2 separate regions of the Homo sapiens genome follow, and region 1 is linked to region 2. Evidence: read pairs that join two places in POLR2A ChIA-PET (ENCODE). Cell type or tissue: PC-9. All regions are shown on one strand.

What was found. ChIA-PET counts read pairs that join two places held together with the same protein. Peaks named below come from ENCODE experiments on the same cell type or tissue, not always from the same donor. Only the 100,000 strongest peaks of a DNase experiment are listed, where the experiment ranks them.
Region 1: POLR2A ChIA-PET joins it to region 2 with 19 read pairs; 2 of 35 experiments call an interaction of 5 or more read pairs at or near these places.

The regions. Positions count from the first base shown.
Region 1 is chr1:51,818,621-51,826,620 of GRCh38, forward strand. NRDC (nardilysin convertase) reads right to left here. Exons shown (of 31, transcript NM_001101662.2): 6 at 6,667-6,762; 7 at 5,044-5,166; 8 at 2,878-2,935; 9 at 1,180-1,253. Among named protein-coding and RNA genes, the nearest start is that of MIR761, 14 kb to the right of the region's middle. In PC-9, no CTCF peak of the experiment used is centred here; no DNase peak of the experiment used is centred here; H3K27ac peaks cover 412 bases.
Region 2 is chr1:52,069,819-52,077,818 of GRCh38, forward strand. The region is part of intron 3 of BTF3L4 (basic transcription factor 3 like 4); the gene reads left to right. Among named protein-coding and RNA genes, the nearest start is that of BTF3L4, 18 kb to the left of the region's middle. In PC-9, no CTCF peak of the experiment used is centred here; no DNase peak of the experiment used is centred here.

The DNA.
Region 1 (8,000 bases), 250 kb before region 2:
TACAATAAAAAGTAAGTTGTCTCTGGAAAGAGTTAGTTTAATATTAACAGAATGGAGCCAGCAGCAGAAGCGTGTAACAAAACAGTCACTGATTAGGGGAAAGCAAAAGAGACTGGTAACGGGGTGAAGAAGGAGGGAATACCTAAGGCAATTAGTAAAAACAGAAAAAAAAATCTGCCGTGATAGAATAAAGAGAGATGGTGAATTAAGAATGTTTCTGCAATATTCACTGTAGGCAAATTGTTAAGTAAATTATAATGTAATCACACAACTCATTATGTAGTTATTACAGGTATACTATTAAATGAAACAAAGCAGGAGACAGAATTATATATATACTTTATAATCTCGACTTTGTTAAGAAAATATACCTATTAGAAAATCAGAAAGAAATCTGGAGGCCGGGCGTGGTGGCTCATGCCTGTAATCCCAACACTGTGGGAGGCGAAGGCAGGCGGATCACTTGAGGCCAGGAGTTCGAGACCAGCCTGGCCAATGTGGTGAAACCCTGTCTCTACTAAAAACACAAAAATCAGCTGGGCATAGTGGTGAGTGCCTGTAATCACTGCCACTCAGCAGGCTGAGGCAGGAGAATCGCTTGAACCTGGGAGGCGAAGCAGTGAGCTGAGATCATGCCATTGTACTCCAGCCTGGGCAACAGAGCGAGACTCTGTCTCCAAAAAAAAAAAAAAGAAATCCGATACAAATGACTTCTCTTCATGGTAAGATTTAAGGGTGATTTATCTCCCATTTCTTGACATTTTATATTTTTATTTAGCAAATATTACTTTCACAATGAATTTAAAAGGAAACGATTGCCAAAGTGTTTTCCCTCTCATCTATTTTTATTCATTTAAAGGCAAAAGAGCAGAATATAAATAAAATGAAACATGAATGAAAATTTAACAAAACAGAGAACAAAAGGGAAGAAAGGTAAAACAAGGAGAAAGCATGAAATAGACTGAAGTAGCAGCAGGGCACCAGAATCAATCGATCTGCAGCTAGTCAGTGGTCTGCTATCTATTATTAATTAGATCTCCATTGCCCATCTACTTCCTTTCCAACCCAGCTGTATTTTCTGTTGTGTTCTCATTTTCAATGAAAATTGGCAGCTTCAATTAGGTTATAGAGAATGTGCTAACATTATTTCAAACAGTTTTAAACTTTTGGTTCACAAACCTCTATAAAGTTTGTTAAATGCTGGTGTGTCAAATGGATCCGTTAAATGGCCAAAGTTTGGTCTGGGTAACCCACTGAAAATAAAACAAATACATACAAATTTAACTGGCAAAAGCCTTTATAAGCAATATCTTTAGGGATATCTAACTGAGAGATATTTATAATCTATTCTACATACTCCTTCTTGGAAAGCATTCCAGGCATGAACAAATAGATGGCAACACAGCCACAAAATCTTCAGTTACACAATCTGTTCTTAGCCTCAGCCCAATAACTCAAAAGTCTTTACAACTCAAGAGATAGAGAATGAATTTAAAGGACCCCCTCTCACCCCAATATTTACTGACTCTATCAGCCTCATTTAATTTCAGTTCTCCTCCTAGACAAAGCCATTCCAGAAAGAAACAAACTAGAGATAATACTTTTTTAAAATCAACGATTATACATGAAGTGAATATTAGGTATAAAGCACTATATTAGGCACTGTGGTATTTAAAAGACTTGGTCCCTCCTAGGGGCTTCTACTCTGGTTGAAGATATTGTAACTTTAATATTTCTTCCAAAACACAGTTGATGCAAATTAGTATTAAATGCCTCAAAGAATTTTTAACCTGTCTAATTAAGGAACCAAAGTTATTAGTGAATAATATATGAGATTTTTTTTAATGCTCATCAGGGATTGACAGAACCTAATGAATTCCTCTATTAAACACACCTCTGATTTTATTAAAGTTTCACATTTGATATTTCCATAGTTCACACTCAAGACTTCTAATCAGAAAAAACAGCCCCACAAATTTGTCATGCTCTTGATTACCTTTACATACCAAAAAGCACTGCTAATTATCAATGGAAATTCATATAAAGCCAAATTAATAATAACCAATCAGTTGTCATTATAAGTTATTCTAACATTTTATGCTGGTTTCTAATTATGTATTAGAAGACTAATTGGGAAAATCCACAGGTTACCCATCTGATGCAAGAAAAAATATCTGTTTTCATTAATTTTGTTAAAATGCAAACTACTAAGTACAGGAAGAAAGATTTCATTGCTTCAGAATTAAATTTTTTGTAAACTTTGTAACAAAAAGGTAGCAGTAATGTATCTTTTAAATATTTGTACTATTTTGATGAATTTGAGGTGGAGAAAAAATGTTTAAATCATCCTGAACTGAAACTCGACATACAATTTCTTATAAAAGAACATCTGGTTTGACTATATGAAGTAAGTTTTTCAGGCAGTATGGAAAGTCAGCCATCATCTAAAAGATTACTTCTTTTATGGGGAAAACCAGTGCAATATCCAAACAACTGACTTAAAAAAAACAAATTTTCAGAACACAATTTGTCCCAATACGGGGGATGTAAGTGTGCATATTCTTCTGCCTCTCATATAGTATTTTCTTTCGTATCACAGAAAAGCTCTAAATAAATGTAAAAGGAGGCATAAATTTTTCAGAATTATTGCTTACTATATACATTTACAAGCCTGTAAATTTTGAACTATGGAAACTTGGCTTGTCATCTTAGTTTACCCACTCAAAAGCTGTGTGATCTTGACAGTCATTAAGTTTGTTTAGGTCTTAATTCTATCACCTGTGTAAAAATAAAAAAGCAAAAAACCTTTGGGACTCATACAAGATAATGGTCTCTTTAACTCTGAAGGTGTATGATGTATGAAAATAAATATCTTACTTGTTTGGTATCTGAGAGAAGATTTCAGTCACCCACTTTTCCAAAGTATCCAGTGTTTCTTGAGAGGGGAGGGCAGGGAAGAGACAGGAAAATGCAATGACATTATTCAAGGTAGAAATGCAATTAGATTTCTCAGAGATCTTTAGCTAAAAAACAAAGGGATATTTTAATTTGGCCATTACTTGCCACTCCTGAACCAGTAATGGATGAACAGGAAAAATAACAGTAGAAAAGAAAACCTTACGACACACAGAATTTTGTGAGACCCCTTTATTTCTCCCTGGTAAAGTCAGAAAAGGCACACAAGTTTAACAAAAAAATATATCTTTAGCATTAGGCTAGTGTGAAGGACCAAGAGATAAGATTATGCCAACCATCCTACGCCCATTCTAAAACTTACATCCTCTTGGAAGGTTTTTCCGTACTAACCCATATTACATTAACCTCTCCTTTTTGCCATCTCATCAGTACTTTTATATTCCACTTGTTTTACATTAATGTACACTTGCTGAGGTTTTAACTCATAGGTCTTCTTTTTAGGCTTTATATATATATATATCATACATATATATGATTTATGTTTTCCTTTGATTCACTTCTTATATTTAGTAAGAAATTCTTTGGAAATTTATAGTAAAAAACAGATCTAAACGAAAAAGGAAACTTTTTGCTTTATCTGAGTGACCATCATTGAAGAGTATTTGTTAGTTCTACCAGGCACATGAATTTCACTAATTCTCAATAGAGAACCCCATTATATAAAACCTGGGATTCAGACTAATCATTTCTGAATTTATATTATTTATATAGATGTTTGACTCTTAAATGGTATAATTAATGCTAAAAATCTAAATCCTATGAAATCTACATTGTACATAGTTTTCATCAAAACTCTAGCCTAGGCACAGTGGCTGGGGCCTGTAATCCCAGCTATCTCAGAGGCAGAGGCAGGAGGATCACCTGAGCCCAGGCATTTGAGGTTACAATGAGCTATGATTGTGCCACTGCACTGTAGCCTGAATGACAGAGCAAAACCCTGTCTTGCTAAAAAACAAAAACTCTAGGACTTGTTTTAAAATTTTGAAATAAGCATTAATAAGCTCTTATATCTGCCATCATAGAGGAAGAGAATACAAAAGAAACAGAATAACTAGTTCAAGAAAAACACATGGAATTATTTGCAAACACAATAATCAAAAATTGTGAATTAACTTGGGGAATACCAAATATGGAATTGCCTAATTTAGCAAATGTAAAAGGAACCTAAAAGCAATTTGAACAGAAGAATCTACCATACCACGAAACTTTACCTTCAAGTCAACTTTAGTGAACTCATTTTGATCATAAATGCGAAAATGTTTTACATCTAAGAGCCAAGTCAGATTTGATCTTAATTTTGACAATGTAAAAAGCAAAACTTTATAAAAAGGGGAATCACATTAGGGTGAGAGGATTAGCATTTCAAATAGAAATGTGCAAACTATAAGGTATGTTAAAAGGAATAATTTAGCAATTTACTAACTTTGAAAAACAAGTAGGTTGAAATGTAAAGAAAACAAAAGAAAGCTTCCATGATTTCCTTAATGAGAAAAAGTGAATGTGAGTTACTGAAGACAATGATAAAAGAAGGAAAATAGAGATATTCATCAGTCTTTACATTTAAGATAGTTCTGCCATAGAGGTATTCATCAGTATTTTATATTTAAGATAATTCTTAAATTGTCACCATGTCAATCTCAATTAATCATGCCATTTTTACAGGACCTTATGTAAGAATGAACAAACCAACACTTTGCCCTGTAAGAGTTTGTAATCGATATAGAGTAAATGTAAAACCACAGATACAATTGCAGCTGAAGGTGGCTTAAAAGATCAATTCATGACCTATTAGAATATTAGTACATTCACAGACCAGCCTACATATCTTATCTTACAGATAAGACCTATTTCTGTAAGAGAAAAAAATTTGCCTGAGAATCTCATCATCTTGTGTTTCCCTGAGCTTTGCCACTAGCTACGTGACATCTCCAAGTTCTGATTTCCTTTACTTTGTATTAAGGTCAAGCACTAAAGTAATTAATAGTACACTACAACACTGATACAGGCAAACAAATCCTAAGAAAGCGCTACTTCAAGGTAACTCTAAGAGCCATAATTAATAGTTACCTTTGGATTGAACCACTAAAGTCATGTAATGAGAAGAGTAGTAACGCATCCAGAATTCTCTCAATCTAGCATGTGTATCAATATTATTCTTTCTTGGCTCATGCTTGAGCGTCTCAGCATTTCCTATAAAAGAATGAAAAAAATTATAGATATAACTAAGTTAACTTTGTTAAAAGTCTTCTACATCATCAATGCATATTTTGCTACCATACATGATTAATGAAATAACCCAAGGGACTCAAGAATATTGAACCAGTGTGCAATAATGTATTAATATTAATAAGACAAAAATGCATAAGAAACAATTCTGAAGTATATTTTAATATCCAAGGAATTAATCTCTGGGAAAACCTTAAAAAAACAGACAATAACTCCCTAAGCTTCCTTGCTTAATAATTAGTCTAGCAGTATTCAATCCAGGTTCTTTCTAATTATTTTAATAATATTTTTGCCTAATTCTTTTTTTTTTTTTTTTTTTAAAGACGGAGTTTCGCTCTTGTCGCCCAGGCTGGAGTGCAATAGCACGATCTTAGCTCATGGCAACCTCCACCTCCTGGGTTCAAGCGATTCTCCTGCCTCAGCATCCCAAGTAGCTGGGACTACAGGCATGAGCCACCACACCCAGCTAATTTTTGTATTTTCAGTAGAGACGGGGTTTCACCATCTTGGCCAGGCTGGTCTCAAACTCCTGACCTCATGATCCACCCGCCTCGGCCTCCCAAAGTGCTGGGATTACAGGCGTGAGCCACCGCGCCCGGCTATCTAATTCTTAAAAATAAAACACATGAAGCAAGAATGCCCTATAAAATGTATATAACTGTACAGAAATATACAGGGAAACAAAACACCCTTTAAAGAATAATTCAGATCATCTCATCCTAAATTTTACTCTATAGTCAACAGGATTAATATGAGGCTGTAACTAAATCCTCCCACTAAGAAAATGCCATTATGAAAAACAGACACCAGTTAAACAGTTTACTAGATGAACAAAATTAAGTCGCAGTTCAAAAACTCTTACAGAAACTATTGCTAACTCTGTTGACAAATGGAAATGTCAGGCTGAGGTAGAGCACAGACTTTATAATCAGATAAACAGATGTTCAAATCTCACATCCACCACTTACTATCTGTGTGATTTAAACAAATGAGATAACTTGACTGAAATTTAAAATAGAGATGGGGTCTCACTATGTTGCCAAGGCTGGTTTTGAACTGGTCTCAAGTGATTCTCCCACCTCAGCCTCCCAAAGCATTGGGATTACAGGTGTGAACCACCACGCCTGGCCTAAACCTGTTTATCTTTAAATGGAGATGATAATGGTACCTATCTCTGAACATTGTGATAATGATCAAATGAAATAATTCATGTAGTGTTAGCACAGTATCTGGCACTTAAAAAGCATTCACAAAATGTTAGGTGTTACTCTTGCTATATTCACTGTTAGAGAACCAAATAGAGGCATATTTAACAACTTCGCGTTTGAAAGGCTAACTAGCTATCCTAAAAGGTAAAAGGTACCTAGGGACTCTAGCTTTATAATTTTCAATTCTTTATCAACTTTTCTTATTCTAAATCTTAACTAGAAAATATGAAATAAGATGATGTATTTAGTATCTTACCCCAAAAAAATTTTCCCATAGGATGTCCAGGTCTAGCAAGGCTTCCAAACAACATTTCCTTTCTGTTTGCATCAGAAGGCCTTGCAAGTTGATATTCTGTCAATTTTAAATAAACACATAATAAAACAAAATTCAGTATCTCCTTTATTATATGGAAATTCAAACTTACAGAACAGAAAGCAAGGAATTAACAAAATTAACTTCATGAATCACGTGTTATAAGACTGAAGTGGGAAACTCAATGATCCAGGCCTGGCTCTATGACTTAATATGACCTGTAATTTTGGGTAAATCAATTCAGCTTACCAGAGTCTTACTCTTATTTTTCAAATGAAACACAAGGTAGTTAATAATCTGAAAGTTTCAGCTCTAGGATGCTATGTACAAGATTTTACTGATGAAAATGCTAATAAAATATTAATCCTTTTATCTGGGAATTTGGTCATATATATTGTTTAAATTTCTTCCAAAACCAACTATGTTGGTAATAAAGTATGATGGCTAAGAACAATCCACTTTGAAGTCAGAAATACCTTTAGCTACCGCTAAAGACTGAATGTTTGTGTCCCCCCACCCAAAATTTCTATGTTGAAACTTAATCCCCAATGTGATGGTATTTGGAGGTAGGGGCCAATGAGAAATGATTAGGTAATGAGGGCAGAGCCCTCATGAATGGATTAGTCCCTTGTAAAAGAGACCTCAGAGTGCTCCCTTGCCCCTTCTGCTGTATGAGGACAAAGAGTGAAGGCAGTTTTCTATGAACCAGAGAGCAGGCTGTCACCAGACACCAAATCTGCCAGTTCTTTGATCTTGGACTTCTCAGCCTCCAAAACTGTAAGAAACAATTCTGTGGTTTATAAGCCACCCGGTCTGTGGGATTCCATTATGGCAGCCCAAATGGACTAAAAACCGCTAGAACTGCAGTTCTGACACTAAGCTCAACAACCTTGAGGAAGTTATCTAACGTACCTGATTCCATTCCTCCAAAACTGTAAGAAAATAAATGTTTTATTTTAAGCCACCATGTTTCTGCAATAACAGGTAATATAGCAGACATGTAAACATATCTACGAAAAGTGATTTAAGACCCCTTGCAACTGATAAAAATAGAGTATAAATATCTGAACACTTAGAGACCATATTTGGAAAGGAAACAAACATTAAAAATGAAGAAGTAAGTAAATAAAAATAGAGACTGCACTTTGACACATAATTAAGATTTAAAAAGGCATTGGACATGCCTTTCATCTCAATCACTAAGACATACTATGCAGGCAATTATATATGTTTATGTGAGTATAAACCATCATTAAAATAAAAAGTCAATTATTAAA
Region 2 (8,000 bases):
TACTGTCAGTACTGAATGTCACTAACATTAGTACTATCCAAGCTATCAGTATTTGTGATTTTTTTTCCCCCTTCCAGAGCTTAATTGGTGTCCTCTTCAGAAACTTTAAAAACTAAGGTTGGGTGCGGTGGCTCACTCCTGTAATCGTAGCACTTTGGGAGGCCAAAGCAGGTGGATCACCTGAGGTCAGGAGTTCAAGACCAGCCTGGCCAACATGGTACAACACTGTCTCTACTAAAAATACAGAAATTAGCTGAGTGTGGTGGTGCATGCCTGTAATCCTAGCTACTCAGGAGGCTGAGGTAGGAGAATCGCTTGAACCTGGGAAGCAGAGGTTGCAGTGAGCTGAAATCGTGCCATTGCACTCTAGCCTGGGCGACAGAGCAAGACTGTCTAAAAAAAAAAAAAAACTAAAAGACTATTTGGAATAAGACAAGCTTCTCTGACCTTCTTTGGTTCATTGATTTGGTATAATAGTTCATTGGTATAATAGTTCATTTGGTATAATAGTTCATTTGGTATAATAGTTCATTGATTTGGTATAATAAATTATATATAGGTTTGTTTGTTTGTTTTTAATGTTACCAAACAAAGAAAAATCCAAGGCTGTCAGAAACTAAAGGATAGGACTTCAGGAGGCTGAGGCAGGGGAATCGCTTGAACCCTGGAGGCAGAGGTTTCAGTGAGCCCAGATCATGCCACTGCACTCCAGCCTGGTGACAGAGCAAGACTCCATCTCAAAAAAAAAAAAAACAAAACTAAGGGATGAGGGGTTTCAGAGACAGTTTCATACAAAGGTCAAATAAATAACCAGCTTTTTTTTTTTTTTTTTGGTGGGGGGATGGTCTCACTGTGTTACTCAGGCTGGAGTGCAGTGGCACAGTCTTGGCTCACTGCAACCTACTGCCTCCTGGGTTCAAGCAATTCTCATGCCTCAGCCTCCTGAGTGGCTGGGATTATAGGCGCACCACCACATCTGGCTAATTTTTATATTTTTAGTAGAGACGGGGTTTCACCACATTGGCCAGGCTCGTCTCAAACTCCTGACCTCAGAAGTTCCACCTGCCTTGGCCTCCCAAAGTCCTGGGAGGATTACAGGTGTGAGCCACTGCGCCTGGCCAATAACCAGCTTTTTGAAAGGAATTCTTAGGCAGACTTACAGAGTATCATCCAGAACCAAATTTCTGAAAATGTTTTATGTTCTGTAACATTTGAAAATATTTGAATGTGCTTGTTATTTGGTAATCTAGTTGAATGTAGTGACTGTGCTGTCACCTTTTCTTCCCCAATTGCATGAATCCATTGACAAAAGGATCTGTTTTATTTCTCAGAAACAACAGATTTTTTCCAGTTTATTTGGTAAGAAGTGTAACCAAAAAGCACTTTCCGATTCAGATGCCCTAATTGTTCCAAGTTGCTTCATAGAGTTTTATAATAATATTCAGAGGACAGCTTCTGTCTTAATCAGGGTATAATTCAGCCTCCATGAAACCCTTCCTGTCTTTCCAGGTATAGTCAACCCTTTCTCTGTACTTTTACTGCTGTTAGCCTAAGTTGCTCTTCTATAATATGTTTTTCGCTATCTCATATCGTGGTGTATAATGGTAACTTATTAATCCAGTAGTCTGTTTTCAGTAGCTTATAAAGAGTCTTGACGGCTGGGAACATGTTTATTCGTTGTTTCTAGTTTATAGCATGCTGATTCTCTGTGATGAGTTTGCTTAGAACCTATTAAATTTAAGAGGTACTGATTATTCCAGGTGGGATTGTTCTGCAGTAAGTTAGCTATAGGGAGCTAGGGCTTAGAGAAAGCTTAAGGCTGGGAATATAAATTTTGTAATTGGACACATAAGTTTTACTTTTTACATTTTCCTCTTCCTGGTTCTTGTTTTTTCTGAACCAGTTGTACAGAAAGAGGACCTAAAGTTAATGGCGGGCTCTTCCTGCAGTTCCTTCTTCCTCCAGCTAGAGCCTCAGGTGCCCATAGATAGACAGCTCTGAGTACACGAGAGTAAAAGGGAAGCACCATGTCCTATTCACTTTACCATTCCATAGCATCCTTCTTTCTCTCTTAGGGTCCTGTTCTTTTGGCTTTTTGTTTTGTTTTTTACTCTGTGTGTGTGTGTGTGTGTGTGTGTGTGTGTGTGTGTGTGTGTAGATATATCTATATATATATCACAAAATTTGCCATTTTAGCCAGGGTTTTTTTTTGTTTTTTTTTTTTGGTTTTTTGTTTGTTTTTTGTTGTTGTTTTGAGGTGCAGTCTCGCTCTTTTGCCCAGGCTGGAGTGCAGTGGTGCGATCTCGGCTCACTGCAAGCTCCGCCTCCTGTGTTCACACCATTCTCCTGCCTCAGCCTCCCGAGTAGCTGGGACTACAGGCGCCCGCCACCACGCCTGGCTAATTTTTTGTATTTTTAGTAGAGATGGGGTTTCACCATGTTAGCCAGGATGGTCTTGATCTGCTGACCTCATGATCCGCCTGCCTTGGCCTCCCAAGTGCTGGATTACAGGCATGAGCCACCGCGCCTGGCCAGCTGTTTTTAACTATACAATTCATTGGCATACATCACAATGTTGGCCAAACATCACTACTGTTCATCTCTAGAACTTTTTTCATTTCCCTCAACTGAAACTTGATACCCATTAAACAATAACTCCTTATTCCCCTCTACCCCAGCCCTTGGTAACCGCCAATCTACTTTCTATTTTATGGATTGCCTATTCTAGATGTTTCATATGAATAGAATCATGCAGTATTTGTCCTTTTGTGCCTGGAGGCCTGAAAACACTCACTTAACTTAGTGTTTTCAGGGTTCATCGAGGTCATAGTGTATCAGAACTTCACGGATTTATAGCTGAATAATATTCCATTGTATGCGTATACCACATTTTATCCATCCTTATTGGCATGTTTTGTATTTAAAAAGCTTTCTTCCCCTCAACATAAAAATATATTGCCGGATGAGTGCAGTGGTTCACACTTGTAATCCTAGCACTTTGGGAGGCTGAGGTGGTCGCATCACGAGGTCAGGAGTTCATAACCAGCCTGGCCAACATGGTGAAACCCCATCTCTGCAAAAATACAAAAATTAGCCACGTGTGGTGGCGTGCGCCTGTAATCCCAGCTACTCAGGAGGCTAAGGCAGAAGAATCGTTTGAACCTGGGAGGCGGAGGTTGCAGTGAGCCAAGATCGTGCCATTGCACTCCAGCCTGAGCAACAGAGCAAGACTCTGTCTCAAAAAAAGAAAAAAATTGGCTGGGCGTGGTGGTGCACGCCTGTAATCCCAGCTACTCAGGAGGCTGAGGCAGGAGAATTGGCTGGGCATGGTGGTGCACACCTGTAATCCTAGCTACTCAGAAGGCTGAGGCAGGAGAATTGCCTGAACCTGGGAGGCAGAGGTTGCAGTGAGCTGAGGCCATGCCATTGCACTCCAACCTCGGCAACAAGAGTGAAACTCCGTCTCAAAAAAAAATATGTATCTGTATATCTATATAGATAATAGATATTGCCACTGTAGGAAATCAGGAATATAGAGAAAATGTCAAGAAGACAATATTCAACCATAATCCCTACCACCCAGAGAGAGCTACTATTAGTCTTGTATTTAATCTTTCCCATCTTTATGTACACTATATATATGCACTATATATATGCACTATATATATGCTACATACACACACACACACACACACACACACACACACACACATATGATTACAGCTAGATGTACAATTTAGAATTCTTTTTTTTGGCAGGTGCAATGACTCATGCCTGTAATTCCAACACTTTGAGAGGCTGAGGTGGAAGGATTGCTTGAGGCCAGGAGTTTGAGACCAGCCTAGGTAACATCGTGAGATGCTGTCTCTACAAAAAAAAAAAAAAAAAAAAAAAAAAAAGGCCAGGCTGGGTGGCTCAAGCCTGTAATCCCAGTACTTTGCGAGGCCAAGGCAGGTGGATCATGAGGTCAGGAGTTCAAGACCAGCTTGGCCGAGATGGTGAAACCCCGTCTCTACTAAAAATACAAAAATTAGCCGGGCGTGGTGGTGGGCGTCTGTAATCCCAGCTACTCAGGGGGCTGAGGCAGAGAATTGCTTGAACCCAGGAGGCGGAGGTTGCAGTGAACTGAGATCGTGTCACTGCACTGCAGCCTGGGCAACAAAGCAAGACTCCATCTCAAAAAAAGAAAAAAATGTAATTCGCTGGGCATGATGGTGCATGCCTGTGATCCCAGCTACTCAGAGGGTGAGGCAGGAGGATACTTTGAGCCCAGGAGTTCTAGGCTGCAGTGAGCTGTGATCTCACCACTGCACTTCCAGCCTGGGTGACAGAGCAAGACCTTGTTTTTTTTTGTTTGTTTTGTTTGGTTTGGTTTTTTTTGTTTGTTTTTTGTTTTTTGAGATAGAGTCTCACTCTATGCCCAGGCTGGAGTGCAGTGGCACAGTCTTGGCTCACTGCAACCTCTGCTTCCCAGGTTCAAGCGATTCTCGTGCCTCAAACTCCCAAGTAGTAGCCGGGATTACAGGTGTGTGCCACCACAACCAGCTAATTTTTTTTTTTTTTGGAGGCAGTTTCACTCTTATTGCCTAGGCTGGAGTGCGGTGGGGCAATCTCGGCTCAACACAACCTTGGCCTCCCAGGTTCAAGCGATTCTCCTGCCTCAGCCTCCCGAGTAGCTGGGACTACAGGCATGCACCACCATGCCCGGCTAATTTTGTATTTTTAGTAGAGACGGGTTTCTCCATGTTGGTCAGGCTGGTCTTGAACTCCTGACCTCAGGTGATCCACCTGCCTCGGCCTCCCAAAGTGCTAGGATTACAGGTGTAAGCCACCACACCCAGCCCCATACCCAGCTAATTTTTGAATTTTTAGTAGAGATGGGTTTTCACTGTTTTGGCCAGGCTGGTCTTGAACTCCTGACCTCAGGTGATCCACCTGCCTCAGCTTCCCAAAGTGCTGAGATTACAGGCATGAGCCACTGCGTCCGGCTTGTTTTTGTTTTAAAAGAATCATTTTTACTTTTTTAATTTTTAAATTTTTTATTTTGAAACAAGGTCTCACTCTGTCACCCAGGCTGAGAGATTCCATCACCATGCCTGGCTACTTTTTAGAATTATTTGTAGAGATGAGGTCTCCCTATGTTGCCCAGGCTGGTCTTGAACTCTTGGCCTCAAGCAGTCCTCCCACCTCTGCCTCCCAAGGTGCTAGGATTACGGGCATGAGCCACCACACCCGGCCAATAATCATTTTTTAAAATAGCATTATATTATAAAAATTGTTTTATGTCATTAAAAAAACTCCTTTTAATCATGTGTAGGTATCTACATACATTCCAGTATATGGATATACTGTACTGTAATTTAACACTTTTTAATTATTTATTATACATTATAATGTTTTGATAATAAAAGAATCATGTGATGAACTTTTCTATATATAAATATATCTCTCTGGGCCGGGCGCGGTGGCTCACGCCTGTAATCCCAGCACTTTGGGAGGATCACGAGGTCTGGCCAACATGGTGAAACCCCATCTCTACAAAAATACAAAAATTAGCCGGGCGTGGTGGCACGCTCCTGTAGCCCCAGCTACTCTCAGGAGGCTGAGGCAAGAGAATTGCTTGAACCCAAGAGGCAGAGGTTGCAGTGGGCCGAGATCGCACCACTACACTACAGCCTGCTGGGCAACAGAGTGAGACTACGTCTAAAAAAAAAAAAAAACCATATATATAAAATAATAAATAAAATATATTTTAAAATATATATTATATATAAATTATAGTAATTATATATTATATGTAAATAAATATTTTATATATTTGTATATAATAAAATATATGTATATTTTTATATATATAAATCTGAGTTCTTTCAACTCTCTTGTTGCCCAGGCTGAAGTGCGGTGGCGCGATCTTGGCTAACTGCAACCCCCACCTCCTGGGTTCAAGTGATTATCCTGCCTCAGCCTCCTGAGTAGCTGGGATTACAGGCAGGCGCCACCACACCCAGCTAATTTTTTGTATTTTTAGTAGAGACGGGGTTTTATCATGTTGGCCAGGCTGGCCTTGAACTCCTGACCTCAGGTGATCCACCCGCCTCAGCCTCCCGAAGCGTAGGGATTACAGGAGTGAGCCACTGTGCTCGGCCTCTGTAGATTCTTGAAAGTGTAGTTACTGGCTGAAAGAGCCATGAACATTTTTAGAACTCTTCATGCATTTTGTCAAATTGCTTTTCAGAAAGAATATGCCAGTTCACACTACCTGCAGCATATATAAAGAGAATTCCTAGCTGGGCACGGGAATTCTTTTTTGTACTTTTAGTGGTGGCGTATGCCTGTAATCCCAACTACTTGGGAGGCTGAGGTGGGAGAATTGCTTGAACCCAGGAGGTGCAGGTTGCGTTGAGCAGAGATAGCACCACTGCATTCCAGCCTGGGTGACAGAGCGAGACTCAGTCTCAAAAAAAAGAAAGAAAAAGGCTGGGCGCAGTGGCTCACACCTGTAATCCGAGCACTTTGGGAGGCTGAGGCGGGCAGATCACGATGTCAGGAGTTCGAGACTAGCCTGACCAATATGGTGAAACCCCATCTCTACTAAAAATACAAAAATTAGCTAGGCGTGGTGGTGGCGCGTGACTCTAATCCCAGATACTCAGGAGGCTGAGGCAGGAGAATCGCTTGAACCCGTGAGGCGGAGGTCGCAGTGAGCCGGAGGTTGCAGTGAGCCGAGATCGCACCACTGCACTCCAGCCTGGGTGACAGAGCGAGATTCTGTCTCAAAAAAAAAAAAAAAAATTCCTGTCTTGTCAGACTTGTCACCAGAGAATAAGACAAAGTGATCCCAGCATATGTTATAGACTAATGATAGCGTAAGCTTTAGCTTAATAATAGCCATTAGAAATAAGCAGATGCTGAGCTAGAATTGAATGTGAAGGATACTGACTGATTTATAAGAGCGTGTGCAAAGCCCATTATCCTCAAAATCTCACATTCTTCAGTCTCACAACACCCCAGACGCTTATGTGCCTTATTCTTAAGAAGTCTGTTGTTTTACCCTATTAAGCTGTAAGAAGAGGCTAGGTGTGGTGACTTGTGTTTGTAATCCCAGCACTTTGGGAAGCCAAGGCAGGAGGATCACTTAGGGCCGAGAGTTCAAGACCAGCTTGAGTAAAATGACACCGTGTCTCTAAAGAAAATAAAAAATTAGCCAGGCATGGTGGCACATGCCTGTAGTCCTACCAACCTAGGAGGCTGAGGCAGAAGGATCCCTTGAGCCCAGGAGTTTGAGGCTGCAGTGAGCTGCTATTATCAAGCCACTGTACTCCAGCCTGGGAGACAGAATGAGACCCTGTCTCTTAAAAGGTATAGGAAGAAGTCAGTAAAAGATGAATTTTCTGGTAAACATTTAAGTGCCATTACATGTAGGATGGAGTAGGCAACTGCTGGCTGGGCGCGGTAGCTCCTACCTGTAATCACAACACTTTGGGAGTCCAAGGTGGGTGGGTCACCTGAGGTCAGGAGTTTGAGACCAGCCTGGCCAACATGGCGAAACCCCATCTGTACTAAAAATATAAAAATTAGCTGGGCGTGGTGTCACATGCCTGTAATCCCAGCTACTTGGGAGGATGAGGCAGTGGAATCACTTGAACTCGGGAAGCAGATGTTGCAGTGAGCAGAGGTTGAAGTGAGCCGAGATTGCGCCATTGCACTCTAACTTGGGTGACAGAGCGAGACTCCATCTCAAAAAGAAAAAAAGAGACAACTGCTAATTCTCTTTTATCATTCTCAGTTGGATTCAAAAAAAGTCACAAAGAAGAATTCAAGCCTCCATGAACTGAGAGGGCAGTTATTAGCAAGAGCTATGGAGTCAAATATAATTTTGTGAGCCTCCTCTAGCCACAAAAATGTACTGCAGTATAGGAACAAAGTGAGCATCAAATTTACCAGGTAGGAGGCTACTATGACTAACTTACATACCCTATGCAGAGCCCAGCAAAGGTAGG